Linked DNA regions of Homo sapiens: all the other regions are linked to region 3. A link is a loop called in an ENCODE intact Hi-C map of the cell type or tissue named here. Cell type or tissue: PC-9. All regions are shown on one strand.

Evidence for each region. A loop is a pair of places that touch in the nucleus more often than their neighbours do. Peaks named below come from ENCODE experiments on the same cell type or tissue, not always from the same donor. Only the 100,000 strongest peaks of a DNase experiment are listed, where the experiment ranks them.
Region 1: it touches region 3 in a loop (5-fold over the local background); 90 of 110 quality-filtered maps call a loop at or near these places.
Region 2: it touches region 3 in a loop (5-fold over the local background); 92 of 110 quality-filtered maps call a loop at or near these places.
Region 4: a loop joins it to region 3, with 7 times the contacts of the local background. A loop is called at or near these places in 92 of 110 quality-filtered maps.
Region 5: it touches region 3 in a loop (14-fold over the local background); 4 of 110 quality-filtered maps call a loop at or near these places.

What each region holds. Positions count from the first base shown.
Region 1 is chr16:55,830,090-55,835,089 of GRCh38, reverse strand. CES1 (carboxylesterase 1) reads left to right here and starts at 1,994. Exons shown (of 14, transcript NM_001025195.2): 1 at 1,994-2,086. The coding sequence starts at 2,035. In PC-9, no CTCF peak of the experiment used is centred here; no DNase peak of the experiment used is centred here; H3K27ac peaks cover 266 bases.
Region 2 is chr16:55,528,255-55,533,254 of GRCh38, reverse strand. LPCAT2 (lysophosphatidylcholine acyltransferase 2) reads right to left here. Exons shown (of 14, transcript NM_017839.5): 3 at 4,661-4,878; 4 at 3,308-3,420; 5 at 1,281-1,341; 6 at 373-431. Among named protein-coding and RNA genes, the nearest start is that of LPCAT2, 22 kb to the right of the region's middle. In PC-9, no CTCF peak of the experiment used is centred here; a DNase peak (open chromatin) is centred at 2,594.
Region 3 is chr16:55,469,369-55,474,368 of GRCh38, reverse strand. No RefSeq gene overlaps it. Among named protein-coding and RNA genes, the nearest start is that of MMP2, 7.3 kb to the left of the region's middle. RefSeq lists enhancers at 2,826-3,716, 3,717-4,608. In PC-9, no CTCF peak of the experiment used is centred here; DNase peaks (open chromatin) are centred at 1,728, 2,718, 3,378, 3,668 and 1 weaker place; H3K4me3 peaks cover 881 bases; H3K27ac peaks cover 4,193 bases.
Region 4 is chr16:55,540,702-55,545,701 of GRCh38, reverse strand. The region is part of intron 8 of LPCAT2 (lysophosphatidylcholine acyltransferase 2); the gene reads right to left. Among named protein-coding and RNA genes, the nearest start is that of CAPNS2, 23 kb to the left of the region's middle. In PC-9, CTCF peaks have their summits at 1,837 and 2,037 (motif pointing right); a DNase peak (open chromatin) is centred at 2,051; H3K27ac peaks cover 297 bases.
Region 5 is chr16:53,765,854-53,770,853 of GRCh38, reverse strand. All of the region lies in intron 1 of FTO (FTO alpha-ketoglutarate dependent dioxygenase), which reads right to left. LOC124903691 (a long non-coding RNA gene) reads left to right here and starts at 2,127. Exons shown (of 3, transcript XR_007065070.1): 1 at 2,127-2,345. In PC-9, no CTCF peak of the experiment used is centred here; a DNase peak (open chromatin) is centred at 2,083; H3K27ac peaks cover 602 bases.

The DNA.
Region 1 (5,000 bases), 360 kb before region 3:
TTAAGATCGTGAGACAGCATTAATCTCACGGGGTTATTTTGAGAACTGAGATCCTGCATACAAAACTCTCGGCATAGTGTTTGCCACACAGTAAGCTCTCAGTAAATATTTGTCAATGAATGTATGAAGGAATAAAAGTGGAAAATGCAAATAAGTGAAACACTGACAAGATTACAGCCAGGAAATGGCTGTTGTAATTCTAATTAGATATATAGACTTCCAGTATTTTCCTATGCAAATAAAGACATATGTTACTACCAAAACGGGACCATATTATACCTATCTAGATTTTCAAAAATATTTCATTATTTTATTGAAATATAAGTCACATGTCATAAAGTTTACCTTTTTAAAGTGTACAATCTAGTGGTGTTTAGTATATTCCCAAAGTTGCACTAACATCATCACTATTTAATCCCAGGACATTTTTACCACCCCCAAGATAAAACTCATGCCCATTAGCAGTCACTCCTCATCCCCGTCTCTTTCCCCTTCCCCAGACCCTGTCAAACACTTTCTGTCTCCATGGATTTGACTATTTTGGAAATTACATATAAAAAGCATCATACGACATGTGGCCTTTTGTGGCTGGCTTCTTTCCTTTACCATGATGTTTTCCAGCTTCATCCACGTTGTAGCATGTTCTTCTTATGGCTGGATGATATGCCTCTGCACGCATACACCACACTTCATTTACACATTCATCAGGTCATGGACATGCGGGTTGTGCCCACTTTTTGACTAGGATGAATGACACTGCTCTTTGTGTACAAGCTTTTGTGTGGACATGCTTTCAGTTCTCTTCGGTAGACACCTAGGAGGGGAATTGCTGGGTCATATGGAAACTCTGTGTTGAACTTTTTGAGGAACTGCCTACACCGCACAACAGTTTATAACCTATTATTTTCTCCTTTCACAACGCATCCTGTCTTCATTGTTAATAAATAGCTGTGCACATCACTATTTTGAGTGAATACATCGTATTTCCTTAGCCAGCGGTACCACAGTGTGTTTAGTGAATTCCCTATTGTTGGACATTTAATAATCCCATGAAAGAGGCTTTGAGTGACTTCCTTGTGTCCCCAGCAGCTTGTAAATGACAGTTTTCCAGGTGTGCCCAGAGCACTCTGTATCCCCTTAATTTGGTGATTTCACATTGCCTTGACATCACCCCTACTGCTCCTCCACCCCATCTGTCTTGTCTACAATGGTGAGCCCCTTGAGAAGCTGAACCATGTCTTGAATTGGTCTTTGTATCCATTATACATGGCCAGGTGCCAAGCATTTTGGTAAATGTTCACAAAATGGATGGGTACTTGGATGGATGGATGATAACAGCCAGGGACTATGGGGGGACGGAGTTCATTTTTACATTCTGTCCAAAAATCCCTGCTTTGGAAAGTAGTGAGTTCTCTGACACCGATGGTGTGTGACAGGAGGCTGGACCAGTTGGCAGGATATTGTGAAGCTAATTCAGGCCTCAGAAAGGGGACTCGATGAAATTTAAGATCGCTTCCAAGCTTGAGAGCCTGGAAAGCTATGAAAACACAAGCCCTGGGAGCTGAGATATGTCCTAACTTACCCAGCTGAGCTGTGAGGTGTGAGTGGCTCTAACATTTTCCAGTTGTTTCTGAGGACCTCAGATCAAAGCTTCCCTTTGCCTAAAAGCATCTGCCTGCTGGTGTGGGCCCTTGGGGGCCGTCACAGTGCACTGAGGTTAGAGTCCTGCAAGGGTGAACCCTTATGTAACAAGTAGTTGGGCAAGTTTACAGCTCTCTGTAATCTGACAGTAGAGTCCAGACTGGTTTGATGAAAGAGGGTAAACTGTGGGTGGGCGTGGCCTGAGGCCCCACTAGAAGCCCAGGGAGATCTGAGGAAAGGGAGGGCTTTTCTGATCTCTCCCAATTAGAGGATTAGGCAATTGGCAGCGCAGGGCGGTAACTCTGGGCGGGGCTGGGCTCCAGGGCTGGACAGCACAGTCCCTCTGAACTGCACAGAGACCTCGCAGGCCCCGAGAACTGTCGCCCTTCCACGATGTGGCTCCGTGCCTTTATCCTGGCCACTCTCTCTGCTTCCGCGGCTTGGGGTGAGTCCTTCTGAAATCAAAATGCGGGGCACTTTTTGAAATCCTTGTTCTGGGCCGAGGTGGGCGCAGATGCGTAGAAAGGCAAAGACACAACAGGTCCGGCTCTGCGGCGGGGCACGACTTCCATATTAGGACTTGGACTTGGAGCAGCTGAGCCCGGCCAGCCTGGCCCGCGCGGAGACGCAGGGAGGGTGAACATCCTGAGATCGCCCTGTACTGCTCGCCCAAATGCAGGCCGACAGCCGGCCCACCTCAGGCCGCACACACGAGAAATTTAGGCAGCTCAGTTTGCTGTCCCTTAATTAGTCCCCTTACGGCTGGATCACGGAGAGCGGCTCAACATAATATTAAGAGCATCGACTCTGGAGCCAGAGTGCGTGGGTTCGAGTCCCCGCTGGGCGCTTCCTCGCTGTGTGTCCTTAGGCAAGGGACTGCGCTATTCCGTGCTTGGGTTACCCCCTCTCTGAAACAGAGGTGGCAGTGCTGCCTACCTCACTGGGCTTTGGTGAGGAGGAAATGGGTGGCTGTTTCTAAAGCACTCTTGGCAGCGCCTGGTATGTAGAAAGCACGAAAAAGGGATGGATAAATAAAGGCGCTGTTTAAAAACGTAGTGTATGAATAGAAAATTTGAGCTGTGGTCAGGCCACTATATCAGGACCTCTTGCCATTAAAAAGACAGTTTCTTACTCATGTTCTCAACAGGAGGGGGACACCAGTGCGCGGGGCACAAGGGGAAGCAGCAGAGCCTGGGGAGGGGACAGGGCGGATCTGAGGCCAAGGGGCTTTTACTGTGGCTTCCAAGGATAGAAGAGGAAAGGCAGGGCAGGCAGGCTGAGGACTGGCAAGTTGGGATACTTCAGGGGCTCTGGGGCACAGGGGCTGTTCCTAATTGTTTTGTACCTAGCCCTGGCATGATTAGGGCAGGTGGGTAGTGGCCAGGGCATGGCAACCCGATCAAAGAGGCAGTTGGGGTGTGGGCTCTGGGGTGGCTGGACCCTGGGAGGGAGTTTCTCCAAGGTCAACAAGGCCTCAGATGCCAGAGCATCAGAATACAGAAAGCAAAACACATGGTACATAGAGGGGTGCAGCGAGGGGCCTCGAAATACCCCCATGCCATTTTATAGACAGAGAAACTGAGACTCACACAGGGAAATGTACTTGCCCAGGGTCAACCCGAAAATCACGCCTAGGTCTGTCTCTGGGTCCTGAATCCTGACAGCCCAGCCCCGTCTGCATCCTGTCTTCCTTCTGGCAGCCTGACACTGCGAGAGCTCTGGAACTGTGGGGAAGGGCAGAGAAGAGAGGAAGCCTATTTGGAACTGAATGTTCCTTTACCTCTGGTTACTCCTGGCAATGCCATCCATTTCCTTCCTTAGGAAGACCATACAGGCTGCCTCCACTTCCTCAGTTTCCTCCTCTGTAAAATGGGCATGTTGATGCCTACCCAGCAAGGCTTATTTGAAGATTAATTTAAAAAACTGGAATGCATGCCTGGCACATAGTAGGTGCCCACCATGTTCGTGCTTCATATAACATCAGCAGCAACTGGTCTTGTTCTCACACTTGTTTCTGCCTCCCCCCATTCACCCACTTTTTCACCCTTGGCAATCTGGCTGCCATCCACCTCATCCTGTTGAAGGGAATCCCTGAGCTGAGCATGACCAGCCCAGTGGTTTCTTCTCTGACTTGACTCTCCTCCACCTCCCTGAAGTCCTCAGCACTCTTAGCTGGTTCCTCGCCCTCTTGCTCCCTGGGCTTCAAAGACATGGGAACGTTCTCTCTCCCCTATTCTGATGGATCTTTGGTCTTGGCCGTAGTGGTCCCTGTGTTTGACCTTTGTTTTTTTTTCTCTTCCCTCTCACACTGGCATCTTCAATGAAGCCATACACATCCACCGTATGTACCCTCACAGTCCAGGAGAAGATTCTGCCCTGCTCCCTCACCAGGCTTCCTTCCAGCTTTGAAGTGCGCTCATCCTGTGGCATCATCTTGCCTGGATATCCCACTCACATCTCCACCGAGCCTGTGTAAACAGGGATCCAGCATTACAAGCCAGCTCTTTGGTCTTCTTTCCCTTCCATTTCCCCCACCTCTGGTCAGGGACCAAGTCTTTTCTTTTCCTTTCTTTTCTTTCCCTCCCTCCCTCACTCCCACTTGCCTGCCTGCCTGCCTGCCTGCCTGCCTTCCTTCCTTCCTTCCTTCCTTCCTTCCTTCCTTCCTTCCTTCCTTCTTTCCTTCCTTCCTTCTTTCCTTCCTTCCTTCCATCCTTCCATCTTTCCTTTCCTTCTTTCCTTCTTCTCTCTCTCTGGAGGAGCCAGGATTACAGGCACATGCTACCACACCCAGCTAATTTTTCTATTTTCAGTAGAGAGGGGGTTTCACCATGTTGGCCAGGCTGGTCTTGAACTCCTGACCTCAAATGATCTGCCTGCCTTGGCCTCCCAAAGTGCTGGGATTACAGGTGATCCACTGTGCCTGGTCTCCAAGTCTTTCAAAATACCTTTTAGACATCATCATATTTCTACATATTTTTTCTTTTTTTATTTAAAATTTTAAAATAATTAAGATGGGGGGGAGGATTTCAGGTGAAGACCGGAAATCCCATACAGTGCTGAAAAGGTGGAAATCACCAAGAAAACAGGCCACATGTAATGCCACCACCCATTGCTATGTCGATAAACATGCTTCCAAGGAAGTTCATCTCAGTATTATTTGTAATTAGCAACAACAACAAAAGAAAAGAAGCTAAATATTGACATTGCAGGGTTGGCTATTAATAAGATGAGACATGGATGCTGTTGTGTAACTGGGCTTTCCATAATGGGTTTCCATTGTGATTGGATATTCCCCTTTAAGACCAAATCTGAATTGTTCTGTTCTGCTCTAGCCCCACACTTTGAGGGAGGTGTTGACG
Region 2 (5,000 bases), 59 kb before region 3:
CACTAGTAATGACCACTGAGTCAGGAAAAATTTCTTTCTAGAGTTAATGAAAATCACAGATTTTTAACTATTCATTCTAATGAGACCCTAATCTGGGAATTAATCACACCAACATGGTGACAACAGAGTAAAGGCTAAGAAAATATCTTCCTGAAGTTCAGTAATAGCAAAATAATATTTAATATTGGTATCAATGGATATGTGCCTATCTTGCAAAATTTTAAAAACTAGATGTGGCGAGCAGAATGAGCTCTCCCATTTGCTTCCACCATTTATCTGTTCACAACCTTATTTATATATTAAAAGGGGTCCCAGAGAATCTGTGCTACTTGGAATACTGAAATTCTTCCTGTGGTAAAATACTGTGCTTACCAGCTTGTTTGGGTATCTGAGGAGGACTGGCTGCACTGGAACTCCTGGAATGAAGGCTCCTGCAACCACATTGAAAGTTTATAATGTGTTTTTATGTGAATAAAAGTTTTATGATAAAGAGAAAATTAATAAATAGTATAAATAGACTGAATATTTTAAGAGTATGTGTAACAGAAATCATTTGCTAAATGTTGGTAAATCCCTAGTGCTTACCAAAATGAGGGATTTTTTTTTTTTAATTAAGAACTACTGAAGCAAAATATTAAATGCTGTGCCTATGCCACTTAAAATATTTGTTTATTCATTGATTTATTTCTCCACTTTTTTTCATTTTCCAAGTGTTAATATTCAACAGAATTGTTTTAAGTAATGATAAAATCAAGACAAAGAAAAAATAAGAAGAAAAGCTACATGAAACCAAATGCTTGAAGCAAGAACTACCACACTTGCTAGAAGTGAGTCATAACTTTGCTGCTGAGCATTCTGGCAGCTAATACAAAAACATTTTAAAGTATTAAAAATTATAATGAAAGCTGCATTCACTGACTTCTAATGTTAAAAAAGAGGTGAACCTTAGAAAGCATCTGAAGACATTATAATGATAATGAGATAGGTTTTCTACTTGATGACATAGAACCTTATGTGTCCGTGAGGGTTCCCAAACACACACACAGCCACACATCCTAAGTGCACATGCATGGAGTGGACACTCCAAGGGGAGAGGAATTATGACCCCAAAAGAGAAAGCAAAGCAGTAAGTTCTGTGGATCCACAACGTTAAAAAGTTGCTATCAGAAAAGAAAAAAATGCTCAGAGCAAGCTAAAGAGTTATTTTGTGTATTTCTATAAAATCATTTGCAAAATCTCACATATTACTTTGTTAGAATACATAATTTAATTTTTCTCACCTGGTTTAAAAGTAATCAAACAGGAACGATTAGTACAAGTACCTTCTGGGAAAACTAGTATCTTGGGAAAAAAGGAATAGATTTAATATTTCAATCTAATTAATAAATTACCTCTTTACTCGCTTTCTTATGACTTCACAAACAGCTGCCAATGCTTAAAAAACAAAAACAAAATAAAAGGCTAACATTTGATTCTAATGAAAGCTACTATCAGATTATTCAATTTTCTTGTAAAGAAAGTGTTGTCTAATTTAATTAGAAAATGGATTTAAGCTTTGAATAAAGAATATACTTAACAAATGTCTCTTAATGATAAAACTAATGATCTGAATAAACTTAAAAGATGTAGAGCATAATTCATGGTCAAAGTGTGCATTAGGCTACATTAAATTCTTTCTTCTGCTATATATCCTTAACCAAATAATTTCCAACTTTGTTTCAGTTTTCCCATTAATATTTACTCCCACAACATATAGTTCAGGCATGTCTTGAGGACAAAGGAAAAAAGATATGTGTACAATGTGCTTCATGTTTACTTGAATTAGTTGACATATGGAATACAACTTAATATCTTTTTTCTTTTTGAGGCAGTGTTTTTAGCTTTTAACATACTTCTTCATGTTTTCAAAGTAAAAGATATGCAGTACGTTAGTTTCCCCATTAAGTAAAATAGCAACTTAATTTTCTGATGCTTTTAAAATTTAGCCATGAATAAATTGCTAAGTGAATAAAATAAAATAAAGTAACATCCTGCACTCACAGCAGTTAGCAAAGTGTTTTTATGATAATTAGATAGGGAAAATATTATTGGGCTACATTGCCACAATAACAGGTTATTTATAAAATAAAAATTATGAAAGGATATAATTCCATTCTCCAGTTTAAAAGTGGGTTTCCTATGACAACGGGATACAATATCAAATATATTTTATTCAGTGAAAATTCAACAACTAAACTACTAACGATTAATGGGTATACAGTGAATCGTAAAATCTCAGAGCTGGAAGGGCCATTAAAAGTCACCTAGCATATCTAATGCTTGATTTCTTTCTACAATAGTGGTAGTTCAGCCAATGCCTGAAAATTCTAGAAAAGGATTCCACATCAGACCATTCCACTTCTGGACAGAAAGTTGTTCCTCAAGATGAGCAAAATGAGCTGAAATTTATATATTTGTTATCTCCCATCTACCAGTCCTAGATATAGTCTTTGGATCCACAGAGAAAAATCAAACCCTACTCCCAATGCCACCTATTCTCAATCCTCTTTTTAATCACTCCTTACATGCTTTGGTTTCTAAAACAACCTGTTTGGTCACATACTTTCTCTTGGACTTTAACATCTTCATGTCATCATGTGTGGCTAGATAACTGTAGGACTATTAGTCTGCTAGAGATGAGTTGTTTTCAACTGGGCAAAGATAAAGGAGTGACTATTAGAATCACCCTTGGCTTATTTTGCAGTAAATGTTACCCCCCCCCCACCCCCGCATTCCAGGGAAGGGAGTGGTGAGATGGTAAAGTTTGAAAAAAGGTTCTACAGGTGATTTTGATATGCCCCTTGAACTGAAAAGCACTATCTAAATATACTTCAGGTGAGATTAAAGATCTTAATCACTTACCCACCACAATATTGAGTATAACTGAGCTTATATAATTAAGCTTCTAAAATATGAAATAGGAGATACTTTAGTATAATGGTAATAGATACTAAGGTATCCCCTATCTCATCTATAAAGTGGTAATTAAATTTAGAGTTAGAGAATCAAATTTTTGTAACACAAAGAGAAAATTGGTTCAAAGAGTTTGGAGAATAAAAAAGAATAATACATTTAATTCCATAGAGTATCTCATGGGGAAGAGGACTTCTTAATACTGGCTACTGTATTTACTCTGCATCTATTATGCTAACAATACCTAGTATAGGTGTCCACAGATATTGCTATCTGTGGATCCAAATGAGTAAGTCTACATACATACAATTAATAAACTCCCACTATATTTAAATTAACATCTACCATGTTTTACCTGGGGCCATTCTCCTCCTGATGTTGTTCGCTTTATTATTTCATTTATTGTGTTTTTTCGGGAATCCGGATCTACACGGGACACCAAAACTGGTTGCACAGCCCGTAACAGTCCTTTAAAACAAATGAAAAGTTACAGGCAAGCCATTTTTTGGCTAAAGCAACCACAGCAATAATACTGGATATATAACATATTGTATGGAAAATTTAAATGAGTAAATCAAAGAGAACAATTAAAAAACAATTTATTAGAACTTAGCTTCTAATTTTGAAAGAAGTGGATATTTACAACTAAAAACATTTCATTAATTTAACAGAACTAAGCAGCAAAAATACAAAAGGAAGCAAATGTAATTTTCTCCCTAAAGGTCTTCTTCCTCAATTGACATTAAACCTTTGGGATATGCTACAAGATTATTGTTTTATTTTAGGAATACCTTGAAAACTGATTACGTGAATTCACAGTACACATAAGTAGGAGTAACCATTACTCATAATACTGCAATTTTCAGTAGAACATTTTTTTAAAATAGCTTCCTAACACACGAAAAATCAACTTCAATTTACCAAAGATCTATTGCTACACAATTTTTCAGGAAAAAGCCATATTACACAAAGCATGGTAGTTACATTAAAAAAAAAATGTCTTAGCTGAATGACAAAGCTGCAAGAACTACTATTACTTCTCCAGAGCACTGAGGCAACATCAGGGAACTTTCACACTCTCTCATCATCTGATGTTTGCAATAAACTTGGGACAACAGGGAGTAGTTACTTGGAGACAATTCTTGAGGGAGACCAAAGCATCTGGTAGGAAAAACACTTCACTTGCGTCATTATTTTTCATGGCAGGAAGTACCTATTGTCCCACATCATAATTTTCAAAGAGCTACACATAGGTCCCTCATGGAGATTTGGGGGGCAATAATGAAGAAAACAGAGTAAGGAGAAATCACTTACTGCATTTAGCAGCCTAATATCCTGAAGATAAATTCATCAAACAGCATATACCTGTGTTTTCATAGATTCTCTCAAATCAAACATGGATTAAATTCTCTCAAATCAGGCATGGATAGTATCTGAAAACTAGTCTTTCTGGCTATATATAAGAACAGAAAGACAATGACATAGTGATAAAAAGTTTTAAAGAGTTATGAAGCTATAAAAGGGAAGTCTCTAATCTTTTTTCATAAATATACTATTTCCATGTAGTAACTTATTACAATAAAGTAAATATGTTTGAAATGTTTATTTTAAACTTTTTAAAAAGGTTATCAATGAACTATATATGATTATTTTAATTTAAAGCATGAGCATGAAAATATTTTATCTACGTTACCTTACAAGTACTTACTGCCAATCAGAGGGACTTGTGCATTCTCATTTCGAGATACCATAGAAGGTAACCCAGCTACAACACAGGCAATTCCATCAAAGAATGTTGAATGAGGGGCAGCAACAAAAACTGGTGCTTCCAAAGGACTTGCAATCTTTCCTTTTACAGCAACTATAAATCCCATTGAAAAGAACATAGCACGACCCAGAAATTTCAAAGCTGTTTGAGTAATTTTCCTTTGAAAATATAGAAAAGATGTAATTAGCTCTGTTAATTAAAGCTAGCAGCAGGGTTTTACTCTATAATACAATAAGAAAACCAAAACATGTCAGAGTATTTCATATGAAAATATGAGCTG
Region 3 (5,000 bases):
AATCACCCTTGTAAATGTGTGTGTTCTGACTGCTTTACCAACTGACTGGCCATTCCTCATTTCTCTCCCTTTCTGTGGGCCTCCCTAGACCCTACAATCAACAATATCAAAATGAGGCCAGTTAATAACTCTACAATGGCCTCTAAGTGTTCAGGTGAAAGGGATGGTTGCACATTTCTCACTTTACGTCAAAAGCTAGAAATGTCTAAGCTTAGTGAGAAAGGCATGTCAAAAGCCCAGAGAGACCAAAAACTAGGCCTCTTGCACCAGGTAGCCAAGTTGTGAATGCAAAGGAAAGCTCTTAAAGAAAATTCAAAGTGCTATCCCAGTAAACACACAAATTATAAGAAGGTGAAACAGCCTTATTGTTGATACTGACAAAGTTTGAGTGGTCTGGAGAGAAGAACAAAACAGCCATAACATTCCCTTAAGATAAAGCTTAGTCCAGAGCAAGGCTCTAACTCTCTTCAACTCTATGAAGGCTGAGAGAGGTGAGGAAGCTGCAGAAGAAAAGTTTAAGCTAGCAGAGGTTGGTTCATGAGGTTTAAGAAGAGAAGCCGTCTCCATAAGATAAAAGTGCAAGGTAAGCAGTAAGTGCTGATGGAGAAGCTGCGGCAAGTTATCCAGAAGGTCTAGCTAGGACCATTGATGAAGGTGGCTACACTAAACAACAGATTTTCAGTGTAGATGAAACAGCCTTCTACTGAAAGAAGATCCCATCTAGGACTTTTATATCTAGAGATGAGAAGTCAATGCCTGATTCAAAGGACAGGCTGACTCTCTTGTCAGGGGTTAATGCAGCTAGTGGCTTTAAGTTGAAGCCAATGCTTGCCCGCTAATTCAAAAATATTGGGCCCTTACGAAAATTTCTTTCAAACTACTACTGCTTATTGAGAAGGCACCTGGCCACCCAAGAGCTCTGATTGAGATGTATGAGATTCATGTTTTCATGCCTGCTAACACAACATCCATTCTGCAGCCCATGGATCGAGGAGTAATTCTGACTTTCAAGTCTTATTATTTAAGAAATTTATTTCATAAGGCTATAGCTGTCATACATAGTGATTCCTCTGATGGATCTGGGCAAAGTAAATTGAAAATCTTGTGAAAAGGATTAACCGTTTCAGATGCCCTTAAAAACATTCATGATTTCATCGGAGGAGGTCAAAATATCAACATTAGCAGGAGTTTGGAAGAAGTCATTTGCAACTCTCATGGATGACTTTCAGAGGTTCAAGACTTCAGTGGAGGAAGTAACTGCAGATGTGACAGAAATAACAAGAGAATTAGAATTAGAAGTGGAGCCTAAAGATGTGACTGAATTGCTATAATCTCATGATCAAACTTGAATGGATAAGGAGCTGCTTATGGATGAGCAAAGAAAGTGGTTTCTCGAGACAAAAACCTACTCTTGGTGAAGATGCTGTGAACATTGTTGAAATGACAACAAAGGATTTAGAATATTCCATAAACTTAGTTGATAAAGGAGTGGTGGCAGGGTTTGGGAGGATTTACTTGAATTTTAAAAGAAGTTCTAGTGTAGATAAAATGCTATCAAACAGCATTGCATGCTGCAGAGAAATCTTTTGTGAAAAGAACGGTCAATCAATGCAGCAAACTTTATTGTTGTCTTATTTTAGGCAATTGCCACAGCCACCCCAGCCTTCAGCAGCCACCACCCTGATCAGTTAGCAGCCATTAACAATGAGGCAACACTCTTTGCCAGCAAAAAGACTATGACTCACTGAAGGCTCAGATGATGGTGCTCTTTTTTTTTTTTTTTTTTTTTTTTTTTTTTTTTTTTTTTTACCAATCAAGTGTTTTTAAATTAGAGTATGTACTTTTTTTTAAACATAATGCTATTACACACTTAATAGACTATAATGTAATGTAAACATAACTGGTTTTTTTATAATCAGGGTCTTACTGTGTCACCAAGGCTGGAGTGCAGTGATACAATCATGGCTCACTGCAGCTTCTACCTCCTGGGCTCAAGTGATACTCCCACATCCGCCTCCCGAGTAGCTGGGACCACAGGTATGCACTACCATGCCCAGCTAATTTTTTTGATTTTTTTTGTGGAGACAGGGTCTCACTATGTTGCCCAGGCTGGTCTCAAATTCCTGGGCTTAAGCAATGTTCCCCCCTCAGCTTTCCAAATTGCTGGGATTACAAGTGTGAGCCACTATGCCCTGCCCATAACTTTTATATGTATTGGGAAACCAAAAACTGTGTGTCACTTGCTTTATTGCAATATTTGCTTCATGGTGGCTGCCTGGAATTGAACTTGCAACCTCTAGGAGTTATGCCTCTATTTGGGATGCACCTACACTTTCACCTGTAAATGAAGTTGGTCTGACCTAAGCGTGGAGCTACCTTTAAGGTTAGATAGAGGCTTCCCGAGGTTGAAGCTTCACCAATGGGAACAGAGCCAAAAAATCAGTGGAAACCCTGGACCCAGCCCTGCCTGTAGCCAGAAGTATCCTTCACTTTTTAGTTTGTGAGCCAATAAATCTCCTCCTCTCAACTTTGAGTTTTGTTTTGTTTTTTGCTTAAAGCTGCCTGGGTTGAGTTTCTGTCACTTGCAACCTGAAAGTCTTGACTGAAACAGTGAAAGACTTTAGCTGAGAAACCTCTTAGCCGAGAAACCTCCCATCTTAAAGATAAGAAACTGCAAAGCTTCTCATCTTTAAGGTCTCAGCTCCAGTGCTGCCTCCTCAGTGAAGCCTTGCTTGACTAGTCATCCCCTAAAATGAGTCACCTCTGTGTTATTTCATTTCTGGAAGCTACTGCTGTCTTGAAACAATCTTGTAACTTTTATTTCTGACTTCTTTATTGACTTCTGAACTAGAATGTCAGTTGTGTTTCCAGTACTTAGAACGGGGTTTTGCACATAGTAGGTACTCAATAAATATCTGTTGAACAAATAAATGGTTGAAGAAATGAATGATTCTTCCATACATATGAGCAGATGGAAGGGCAGGCTCAGTAAACAGAGTTAGGGCTGGTGGGGTGGTCCCCAGGGTAGAAGGAAAGGCCAGAAAGAGCATGAAGGCTACAGAGACCCTCTACCCGAGGTCCCTGCCCTCCTTGGTTTTGTCACAGGTCCCAGGTACATCTGAGAAGCATTCAAGGGCCCAAAAGTGGGCTGGAACACACAGCCCTTAAGGAGCAGAGGCAGGGCGTTCCCCAGGGCCAAGACATCCCAGAAGATTTAGGTTCTCTGCTGGGCTCCTCAACACCAGGCTCATGGATTCCAAGCTCCAGAGGCTCAGAAGTCCTGGTTACTGTTCTTAAAACCCTTTGCCAACTTTGACTTACTCTTAAATAAAACCACAACTCCTTGCCACAGCCTGCAGAACCCTCCACACCCTGCTGTGACCTCTCTGCAGCAATCGGGATCCCAGGAGGGAGCAGATGGCCCTCCCGGATAAGGATAATTCGAGGAGAGCTTACTGATGATGGATTAATTCCAAAGCACAGGGGTAGGGTATAAGGGAAGCCAAGGGGTGGCACGCAGGGACCTGGGCCAGAAGCACCAGGCCCAGAGGGCTGACCAGAGGGAGCAGTTCCTGGAACCCAAAAGGAGGGAAAATTGCACACAGCAGAGGCCATGAATGAAGCAGCCAGCCCCAGGCAACCTCCCAGGAGGAATCCGGAAATAAACACACTGACTTTATTCTCCTCTCTCCTTCTGATCTTTTGCCAGGCTTCCCATTGGCAGAACCCAGTCCATCCCAGGGAGCACAGGAGCTGGGCAATGCAGTCTGAGGGTGGGAGGTGCAGAGCCACCTGGGGAGGCAAAGAGGAGGGCCCAGCTCTGGCTTCTATCTTTGCATTCTTTCCCTTGATCTTTCAGCTTGGGCCACACTAGCCTTCTCTCTATTCCTGAAAGATAGCAACCCTGTGGTGAGGGCCATAAAGGTGGCTGCTCGGGTCTTCTTTTAAGAAAGAACTTGCAGACCGGGCTCAGTCGCTCTCGCCTGTAATCCCAACACTTTGAGAGGCCGAGGCATGTGGATCACTTGAGGTGAGGAGTTCGAGACCAGCCTAACCAACATGGTGAAACCCTATCTCCATTAAAAATTAGCCAGGAGTGGTGGTGCATGCCTGTAGTCCCAGCTACTCAGGAGGCTGAGGTGGGAGGATTGCTTGAACCCCGGAGGTGGAGGTTGCAGTGAGCCAAGATTGCGCCACTGAACTCCACCCTGGGAGACAGAACAAGATCCTGTCTCAAAAAAAAAAAAAGAAAAGAAAAGAAAAAGAAAGAACTTGCCATTCAGCAGCAGAATGCAGTGAAATGACAGCCTCAGCCTTTAAGCCTAAGCCATCCTCCTTTCAGTCAAGCCCCAGCTAATGGTTAAGCACGGCAGGGGGCTAGAGCCTGGTGTATCTGCCTAAATGTGGGACTCTATCCTTTCTCCAGAGCTCCCCATTGGGTGGGTTGATACTTTTCAGAGCTGTGTGGAGGTCTGAGATTCTCTCTTTTCAAATATGCTTCATTCCCCCTTTTTTTTCTTAGTCCCCCAAACTTATAGCTTCATCTCAGACTCTGATTCCTGGAGGACGCAACTAACACATCTGTCCCCACTGGATTTTGCATTCAATGTTCCCTTGAACTGCAAAGCTTCTCATCTTTAAGGTCTCAGCTCCAGTGCCACCTCCTCAGCAAAGCCTTCCTTGACTGACCATCCCCTAAAACCAGTCACTCCTGTGTTATTTCATTTCTGGCAGCTACTGCTGTCTTGAAACAATCTTGTTACTTTAATTTCTGACTTTTTAAAATTGACTCCTGCCCTTGAATGTCAGCTGCATCTCCAGTACTTAGAACAGGGTTTTGCACATAGTGGGTGCTCAATATACATCTGTTCAATAAATACATGGTTGAAGAAATGAATGATACTTCCCTAGATATGGGGAGATGGAAAGGCAGGCCCGGTAACTGGAGTTGGGTATGGTGGGGTGGTCCCCAGGGTAGAAGGAAAGGCTAAACAGAGCAC
Region 4 (5,000 bases), 71 kb before region 3:
CTTAAGCCTAAGACATTAAATGCCAAGTAAATTAATTTATACATTATCAATATATTGAATCATCTACCTTTCTAGAACATAGGTTATATGAGGTAATGGGGCACTGGGCTTGTACTCAGGAGATCTGTTTCTAAGCCCTGGGTCTGCTTGTGTGTTAACTAGTATGTCATTTAACTTTGATGAACCATTTCAACTCTAAAAAGAGGGCTAAGATCACTACTTCCCTGGTGATTGTGAGGGTGAAACAAGTCAGTGTCTGGAATTCTGGAAGTGTAAAGCTGTAGCTACTAAGATCTTTCTCCTCGAGCTGCATTTTCTACCACTCTCATCCCTTTATGTGAAACTCCCATCCCTTTATGTGAAAACTTTTTTTTCTTTTCTCTTTGCCTTTCATCTTCTCTATCCATTCTAATGTCAACCATATTTTTACTATTTGTTTGAACTTTATGTTTTGTCATTTATTCTGCTTTTTAAAAAAACTCTTAGTATTGGCTTTACAGCTTTTTTGCTTAACACCATTTTTTGCTTTAGCATTTTTAATTCTACTTTTTCTCCACTTGATGTTCTGTGATGCCTCAATTGTATTGTTCTTGTTTTTATTTATGGTTTCCTGACATTAACAAGGTTTTAGTGCCATATTCAAGTTATTACGTATTTTTCAGCACCTACTATATACCAGGCAAGATTAATAGGACCCTATTTCCTGCTCTAAAGAAGATCAATATTTTAATAGTATAGAACAACACATTAATAACCCCATATGCTAAGTGTCATTACCCTTATTACCCCCAATTATAGATGGGGCTCAATAGCTTAATTAACTTACCTAAAGGCATGCAAGTCACATGGCCAGAATTCAGCCCAAGATTTGTCAGATTCAAAAAAAACCCTTATTTTCTCCACTAACCATCCTTCCTGGAGTATGAGAGCAAGAGGTAGGAAAGGATTAATTTTGTCAGGGGCCAGGGAAATGCAGCCAAAGAGGAAGGTGGTGCCTAGGGAGAGAGTGCACACAGGAAAGCTAATTCTGTTAAGGGTGCTCTATAGAAGAACTAATACTTGATGTTGGCTTTTTAAGAATAAGTGAGATTTTGCCAATAGTTACTGTTTATTGAATTATAACTACAAACCAGGCATCATGCTAGGTGTTTTACATACGTTATTTTATTTCATTAATTTTTCCCCCATAGTAGGTGCTCAGGCACTGCACTAAGCCCTACAAACATGACAGCAAAGTCCCTGCCCTCAAGAAGCTCTCCATTCAGTAGGGTAGAAATTTATGAAACAGTGAGCTAAATCCACCAATAAGAGTTACCATCCATTAAACATCTACTGTGTGCTGGGTATTTTATATTAGGGGCTTTATATGATTAACTCTCTAAACAATTCCTTGAGGTAAATCTTACCACTTCCATTTGATAAATAAAGAATGCAACTAGAAGTAGTTAAAAATACCATTTTTTTCCAAATGGACCTGTTTTCAAGTCTTGTCAATCATATTAAGAAAACTGTAAGCATTGGTATCTCAGAGGTGACATTTAAGCAAGGGAATGACATGACCAGGTCCAAGTTTTTAAGTGGTAACTTCAGCGGTAAGGAGTGTATGCACCAAAGAAGAGACTAAGAGCAGGGAGAATGTCTGGAAGCAGCTGCAATCATGGGAGAGATAATAAGACCTTGAGTAGAGGGAGTGAGGATGTGGAGGATGGCATGGATGCAAGTTGCCTTTTTAAGATAAAATGTATGGAATTATAGAATAATGTGCTACAGGATATTTACTTTTCACATTTATCTGATTATTTCCTCTCTAAGGGGGCAGCTGCAAGCTGCAGAAAGTGTTCTTGGACTGGGTTGCTGCTTGAGATCTGCCGTGTGATCCTGGAAAAGTCATTTAGCCTTTATGAGCCTCAGTGCCCTCTCCTGTCAAATGAAAAAATTTAACTAAACGATCTCTGAAGTCCTTCCCATTGGAATTCTGTGTGTGGCTCTCTATTTTGCATAGTTGTTTTTTAAGATAGAAAAATAAACTAAGCCACCAGAGGTCCCCACATCCTTATATATCTAGAATAACTATCTTGGCAAAGAAATATTTCTAAAAATTCCCTGCATCCTGATCTAGTAAAATTTCTTGTATTTGCTTAGTATAAAATCCAAGAAAAAAACAGTAAGTTGAAATTAATGTTCATAAAATCTCTAACAAAACAGTGTAAGAAATTAAAGTTTTTAATTGCCATATAATTCTTCATTTTTTAAAAAAGTCAAACAACCATTTGTAATACACTTGATTTAGGTCATAAAAGGTCATACTGAAAACCTTGAAAAATAAATTGCTGCTACACTGTTAACCAAACATAATACAATGAAATACAGGTTTGGTTTTATATTAGTGCAGGTAGTATTTTTCATAAAATGATTTTTAATAACTCTCATATTGGCGTGACATCTTATTCTTAAGGAATAAAGTTCCACTGAGAGTACAAAATAATTAAAATCCTAAATTTGACACCCATGGGCCTTGGAGGCCCCATTCCTCCTAAGAAGCAATTCAATGGAAATTCTAATAAAAAGTCACCTCTCCTAGAATAAGACCTTGCCCTCTATATCACATTTCCATTTTGTACAGTCATTCAAGGCTCACAGTATGAATGTATCCTTTATTTGGAAAGGAAAATCAATCAAAGAGAGGTGAACATGATTGCCACTATCTTTTATGGTTCCCAACAGACATCTATATACCCCAATGACTTCAAGCCCCCAAGTTTTCCTTTCTAACTTCATCTTCTCTCAGTATCCTCATTACTCACATTGATGACTCACTTGACATCTTGCCACAGATATTCTTCTAGACTCTACCTCAGCCATGGAAACAAACTTATGACTCTAATCTCTGCTAAGTTCTTCAGTTTCCCCTCATTATCCATTAGTGTTTATTTCTTCCCTAATCTGGTCTTGCATAGACCATGACAACCTAATGGTCACATCTGGATCAATCATCCCTCTTTATCCACTCCCTCTGGCAACATCTCCCTGACTATCTACACTGGACTTGGGAGTCGGATACTTCTGTATGACCTGTTACTTAGAATCTTTCACTTCTGCCATGCCCACAGTGCCAATCACACATCCTCAGCCACCTCTCCTGATCTTGCCTTCATATTCCTGTTAGGGACCACTGAGAGATGCTAAAAATGTTACATATGTTCCATGCTTTTCAAGTTGCAATTCCACTTTTACCTCACTCTTGTGAGGTACAAATGGTACTTCACTTTCAACTTTATAAAGAAGACAGCTTATGTGAATGTATTCCCTTCTATTGCACCTGAAATTGGCTTCACAGCTCCACTCCCCTCTCCTTTCAAATACAGTATTCTCTGTACCTTCCCCATACTTAACTTTGCACCATCCTGTCCCAGATGAGGAGGAGACTAAGCGACATGTTTCTCAGGTTAACATCTCATTTGTGCTTTTGGTCCCAGAGTCCCCCACTTCCTCTTGGTCCTTAGCATACAAGCAATATATAAAATTCTTCAGCCTACTATTTAAGACATCCATCAACCAAAGCCAGTCACTTACATAGATTCTCAGTATCACTAAAGCTAGTTTATTCATTTTTTCTTGACTACATCAAGCACATTCCTTTCTACTAAAAAAATGATGAGGAAGATTGAAGAATTATGACACTATAATCAATCTTTTATTTTTTCCTTGTAACAGAAAATAATTTTAAAAGGACAATCTTAACAAATGTGCAGTTCTAGTTCTTTGTGTAATTCTTCTTTTAAATCTTCGAAGAGAAAAAATGCAAAAGAAGGAAGATATTTTTAAACAATGCTTGCTGCTTCCTTCCCAAAAGAACAGAAACATCTAGATGAGACAGAAAGTAAAAGTTAGTGCTTATTGAACACTTACTATGTGCCAGCACATAAGTAACTTTATTACTCCTCAAAACTCTATAAATTTTCTGTCATTATCCCCATTTTTGTCAGTGAGAATGCAGGCTTAGAAAGGTTTAATTTTCTCAAGTACATACAGGTAGGTAGTAACAGGATTAGAACAAAAACTCTAGTTAATACCCTTTTTATTTCTCTATTAGTATTCACAAATTCCAGAATTTTACCAAGTTCCAGAAGAAATTAGCTTTGTTAGAACAAGTATATATGTAGGGTGTGTGTGTGTGTGTGTAGTTGTATGATTGAGGTTTTCTAAAAGGCTCATTTTAGATTAAAAACTACAAATAATTGTAGTGCATTTGGATACTTAAATAAACTATATAAATGTCTTTGAATCTTCCCTAAGTAATTAGCTCTCTAAAGATCTTAAAAGTGATATGTACATGTAGCTGTTGATCATAATACTCATTATTAATTGCAATCTTTCCCTAAATCAGAAATTCTTTTTAAATTAAAAAAACAAACCTTTCTATTACTTTAAGGAAATGAAAAGCCCACAACAGAGTATTTTAGGCCTAATGCTAGCCACTATAAGCTCACTATAAGCTTTTAAAGGAATTTTCCTAAAGAAAACACAATAGTCTCCCTTATCTGGGATTTTGCTTTCCGTGGTTTCAGTTACCAACAGTCAACCATGGTCCAAACACATTACATGAAAAATTCTGGAAATAAACAATTCATAAGTTTAAATTGCATGCCATTCTGAGTAGGGTGATAACATTTCATGCTATCCTTCTCTATTCTTTCTTCATCACAAGGAGAAGAGGGATGAATATAGTACAATGAGATGTTGACAGAGAGAGAGAGACCACATTCACATTCAACTCTTATCTATATTGCTACAACTGTTCTATTTTATTATTAGTTGTCACTGTTAATCTCTTATTGTGCCTATTTTATAAAATACATTTTATCAGAGGTATGTGTGTTTAGGACAAAAGTTAGTATATATAGGGTTTGGTATTTCTTGCAGTTTCAGGCATTCACTGGGGGTCTTGGAACATATCCCCTACAGATAAGGGGGGACTTATTATATATCTAATATGCCCA
Region 5 (5,000 bases), 1.7 Mb after region 3:
ATCTATCATCCAAGAAGCCAAGAATGACTCAGAAGGCAGACCAAAGCCTCGCCTTCAAACATGATAACTGAAAAAATAGGGCACTTTTCTTCTCTGGCACTGGCATCCACCAGACCAAGCACCTGGGTTATTCAATGCAGTATCATTCATGTTCTTGGATATCACAGCAGTAAATATTTTATTAGAAAATAAAAGGAGAAAAGAAAAGGGAATCTAAAGGGGAAATTTTCTGAGCTTGAAATGCAAAATGTGTTTAGTTACCTTCAACATACACCTTTTCAAAGCAATTGAAATGTGTCTGCATACAATAGGAATGTTAAGACCTCTGTAGGCCATGATCCTGCTACTTTTGAAGGCCTCACTCAACATCAAAATAAACATATTAAATTGTATTCATATTTCACATTAAAAGGTTTCTCTGCAATGCAAAATAATTTGAGAAGATTTTTCGTTTGAATTTATTTGGCCTTGAGAAACTCATTTATGACTAATTATAATTTCTCAGCAATCACTGGATAGTACTTGGGAATTCTTGGAAATTCCAAATTCCAACTTACAAAATCTTTTCAAATATAGTAGAGAAGGCAGGGAAAGAAGCAAGGAGGTTCGTTAGGAAGAAATTACATTTTTTTCCATACAAACTGTAACAACTTTGGAAGCTGATATAAGGCTCCATTTTATAAGCATTTAGTTAAACATTTATTCATTTCAATTCTGCAATTTTATGTCTGGAGTTTGGAGTCAATACATTTTTTTCAAGTCTCATACATTTTTAGAGACCCCTGAAAAACTCTGTGGCTGAGATGAGTGGCAGCTGTTTTCCTCCTCTTCCTGCTGAGTTCTGGCCAATGGAATGTGAACAGAAGTGATGAGTGCCACTTCCAGGTCTGGCCCATAAAAAACCCCTAAACACATTTCTGCAGCTCTTTTCCCCTTCTTGCTGGCTGGAATAGAGATAACCTAAGGTGACCTTAGAAACCTTGTGTGGAAGATGGCAGAGCCTCCTTCAGCTTAGATCCCTAAATGAATACAGAGAGGAAAATGTCCTACCACCCTGTTTACCTACTCATTACTGTTACATAAACAAGAAATGCATTTTATTATGTTTAAGCCATTATAGACTATTTTGATATGATTTTTGCAGCAAAAATCATATCAAGTTAGGGTACGTTGCAGCAATAACCTACCCTAACTAATGTAAACCCACAGGGCTAGACACAATGCCTGTAGTGTCTCATAGATAAATGGCCCTGATTAATAATTTAGACTTTCATCTCTTTTATTTATGCAATTACTAAACCCTAATAAAAATGATATCTAACACTTGTATCGCAGTTGCTATATACTAAGTTCTGCTCTAAATATTTTACATGAATTAACTTATTTGATCTTCATAACAATGCTCAGTGGTGGTTACCATAATTATCCCCACTTGACAGATTATGAAACTGAGGTACAGAGAAATTAAGTACCCCGCCCAAAGTTAAACAATGAGTAAGTGACAGAGCTAGTACTCAAGCCCAAGTAATATGGTTCTGGCAGCCATGCTTTCAATCAGTATGCTATAAATGCGGAGAATCAAGGTGAAAACATGAACTCCAAGGTAGCTCCATTTTCATCTCCCCTCTCACCCAGAAGAAGGAAAGATAAATGGACATAATCGAATATGCAATACCACATCCCCATGTTTGTCATAGATACATTTATTGTTAACCTTAAAGAGAACTTCAGCTAACTCAAGACAGTTCTGATTTACTCTGAATCCTGACTTTCAAAAGGCGCCCACCACATATGTGGGTAGATGAGTCCAAAAGTCAATGTAATTATATACTCGCTTTCATGAAAATGCAAATGTCTCTGGAAGGCAGCTAATAAGTAAATCTGTACTTTTCCAAAGAAGCAAGGATTAACTTCATTGTGGGTTAAATTAGCTGAACATCAGAAAAGGACATCCAAAATAAACAGTCATGTACTGGTGGTAGCCAGGGGTGATGTGACCAAACGCACACTTGAGGAGGAATTCCAAGGGTGGTTGTGAACATTTTTCTGATTCAAAGTAAACAAAAAAACAAGGCAAGTTTTGACATGGACAAGACACTTGAGATCATAAAAAAGCAGCAGCCTCACCAAGCAGGCCACAAATCTAGATTAAATGCATATTTCAGATGACTCATAAACCACCCCCAAAATGACTCTGTGCTCATAAGCTAAACAGAGGCCATTTCTCCACTTACAAAGCTGCCTATCCATCCCACCAAGGTCCTGCTACACGGAGTTGCCCCTTTGTGCATCAAAAGGGAAATTTAAAAGAAGCATTAGATCCCCCGGCATCATCTTCTACTCGGGTAAGAAATATCTATTCCATCCCCTACCTCAAAAAAAGCCACAACCCCACCCCTTAGTTTTGTCTCCCTGGAGGCCGAATTGACCAGCAGTCATGTTTCCGAATCAAATGATATTTACACATTCTGTGCCAGGCACTGTACTAGGAATGTTAACATTTATTATCTCTTTTAACTGCAAAGGATTTAAAACCTGAGCTCTATCTGGCAGCTAACCAAAAAGACAGGCAGATGTGCAAATGGTCAAAATTCATATGGCTCCTTTTGAGTGTAACCATATGAAGGATCAAAGGATGTCAGGTACCTAGACCATTTTAGAAAAGACATAAAACAAGCTGTGCTATGGCAAATGTGGAAGGAAATCCCAAATGTTTGGAGACATCAATCAGTCACTAAGCATCTACTTAAATATCATACTTGTGCCCAGGCCTGTGCTAGGTAATGTAAAAGGAGTTTGCAGTTAACAACAGGCTAAAGCAGCTAACAGTAGTTAACATAAATTGAGCATCTACTATGTGTCAGGCATTATATTATGCACCTTAGCCTATATTAACTCACTGAATCCTCACATCAACCCCATGAACAATCCAGCCAGAATTAGACATGGGAGAAAAATATATTAATCTTATTACAATAGAAAGTCAAAATGTTTTATATGAAACAGTTATTTTTAGATGATTTCTGGGAACTCTTTCTATACTTCAGGCCGGTGAATAATATATTCCTTGATTGTTATTAAATTTGACTGAAGATATCTTCAGAATCTGATCTATAAATGATATAAAACCTGACCTGCAAGTTGAATGCATCATATCACAATAATCACAAGAAATTTACTCTCTTTGATATAACATTAAAATTGAAGAGTCCCATGGGCTTAATAATGACACCTTGAAAAGAGGTACCTTCCCCTGTTTAAAAAAAAAATTCATAAAGCCAGGCTCCAAAGTAAAAAAGTAAAAATAAAAAAGTCAGATTATAGTATTTTATTTATTTTTTATTTTTTTTATTATACTTTAAGTTTTAGGGTACATGTGCACAACGTGCAGGTTAGTTACATATGTATACATGTGCCATGCTGGTGTGCTGCACCCATTAACTCGTCATTTAACATTAGATTATAGTATTTTAATAGGAAATTTCACAGCAGAAAATTCATGAAATCTACTGCTACTAATAAGAAAATAATTCTAAACAGTGTCAAAATTAGTCTTCACATTTACTAAGAACAAAAACATTAGGTTCCCATCTTTAAGGTCAGATTAAGGTGATGGGTTGGATTGAGCCATCCATCAGGTTAAATAAATGCTTCTGGACAGTGCGTAGACTAAACAGGGCTAAGGATTCCTAAGAAAAACACCACTTATAACAGTGGAGGTCAGCACAGAGGCCTGGCCCAGTGGGGAGATGCCCTGTAGCTGCAGGTCTGGGAGACTACCCTACAAATTCTCATCAGACACTTAATCAATATCATGCCTTAGGACCTGAACTGCTACTATAAAATCAATATTACCTTTATTTTAAGTAGCAGGAGGAACAATGAGATTATCTTGTTCCTTACAAGTCTGCCATGGAAAATCTGGCTCATGGTGTGTGTCATCTCCTGCTTTTGCCTGGAAGGAACGCGTTTGTTGGGCTTAGAGACAGTCTGGCGATGCAACCCAGAGACCGGAAAAGGTGAAGGAAAAACACTCCAGTTCAGGGAAGCTGAGGCCTAAAACTTCATTACAACCTAAAGAACAACAATGATTCATGAAAAGAAGAGTTCTAAGGCTTTAACCCATCACCTATATAGTGGATGACTCCCCAGATTTCTATCTCTGGCCCTGACCTTCGGATTCCCTCTCCACAACAGCCTCTTTGATGGTCCCTTGGGTGCTGAACAGACACCAGTCATGTGACTGTCCAAAGGGATAGCACCTGATTCACCCCAGACCTGCTTCGTCCTCAGTTTTCTTATCTCAGTAAATGGTCACAATCTAGTTGCTCAGGCCAGGGCAGAGGCTCACACCTGTAATCCCAGCACTTTGGAGCACTGAAATGGGTAAATCACTTGAGCCCAGGAGTTGGAGACCAGCCTGGGCAATGCAGTGAGGCATCTTCACGGATAACGAAAAAATTAGCCAGGAGTAGTGATGTACGCCTGTAGTCACAGCTACTCAGGAGACTAAGGTGAGAGGATCGCTGAAGCCTGGGAGGTCAAGGCTGCAGTGAGCCACGATCGCGCCACTGCACTCCGGCCTGGGCAACAGAGTGAGACCCCATCTCCAAAAAGAAACAACAAGCAAACAAAACCAATCTAGTTACTCAAGCTAAAAGCCTGGAAATTTTCCTTGATTGTTCTTTTCTTTCAAACTTCTTATGCTGTCTAAAAGTAAATCCTGGCAGCTTTGCCTACAAAATGTATCTTAAATCCTTCCCCTTCAGTCTATCTGCACAGTCACCAACTGGGCCAAGCCATCAGAACATTCCTTTCCCAATATTTCTCCCTAATTCTACTCTGGCCTTCCAATATTCCTCACGCAGAGCCACAGTGATCTTTATAGAAATCAAATCAGAGTAAGTCACTCCACACACACGCTCCCTACCTTAAAACACTCCAGTGATTTCCAATGGGACTTGGAATAAAATCGAAATCTACCGCAGTCTAAAGTCCCT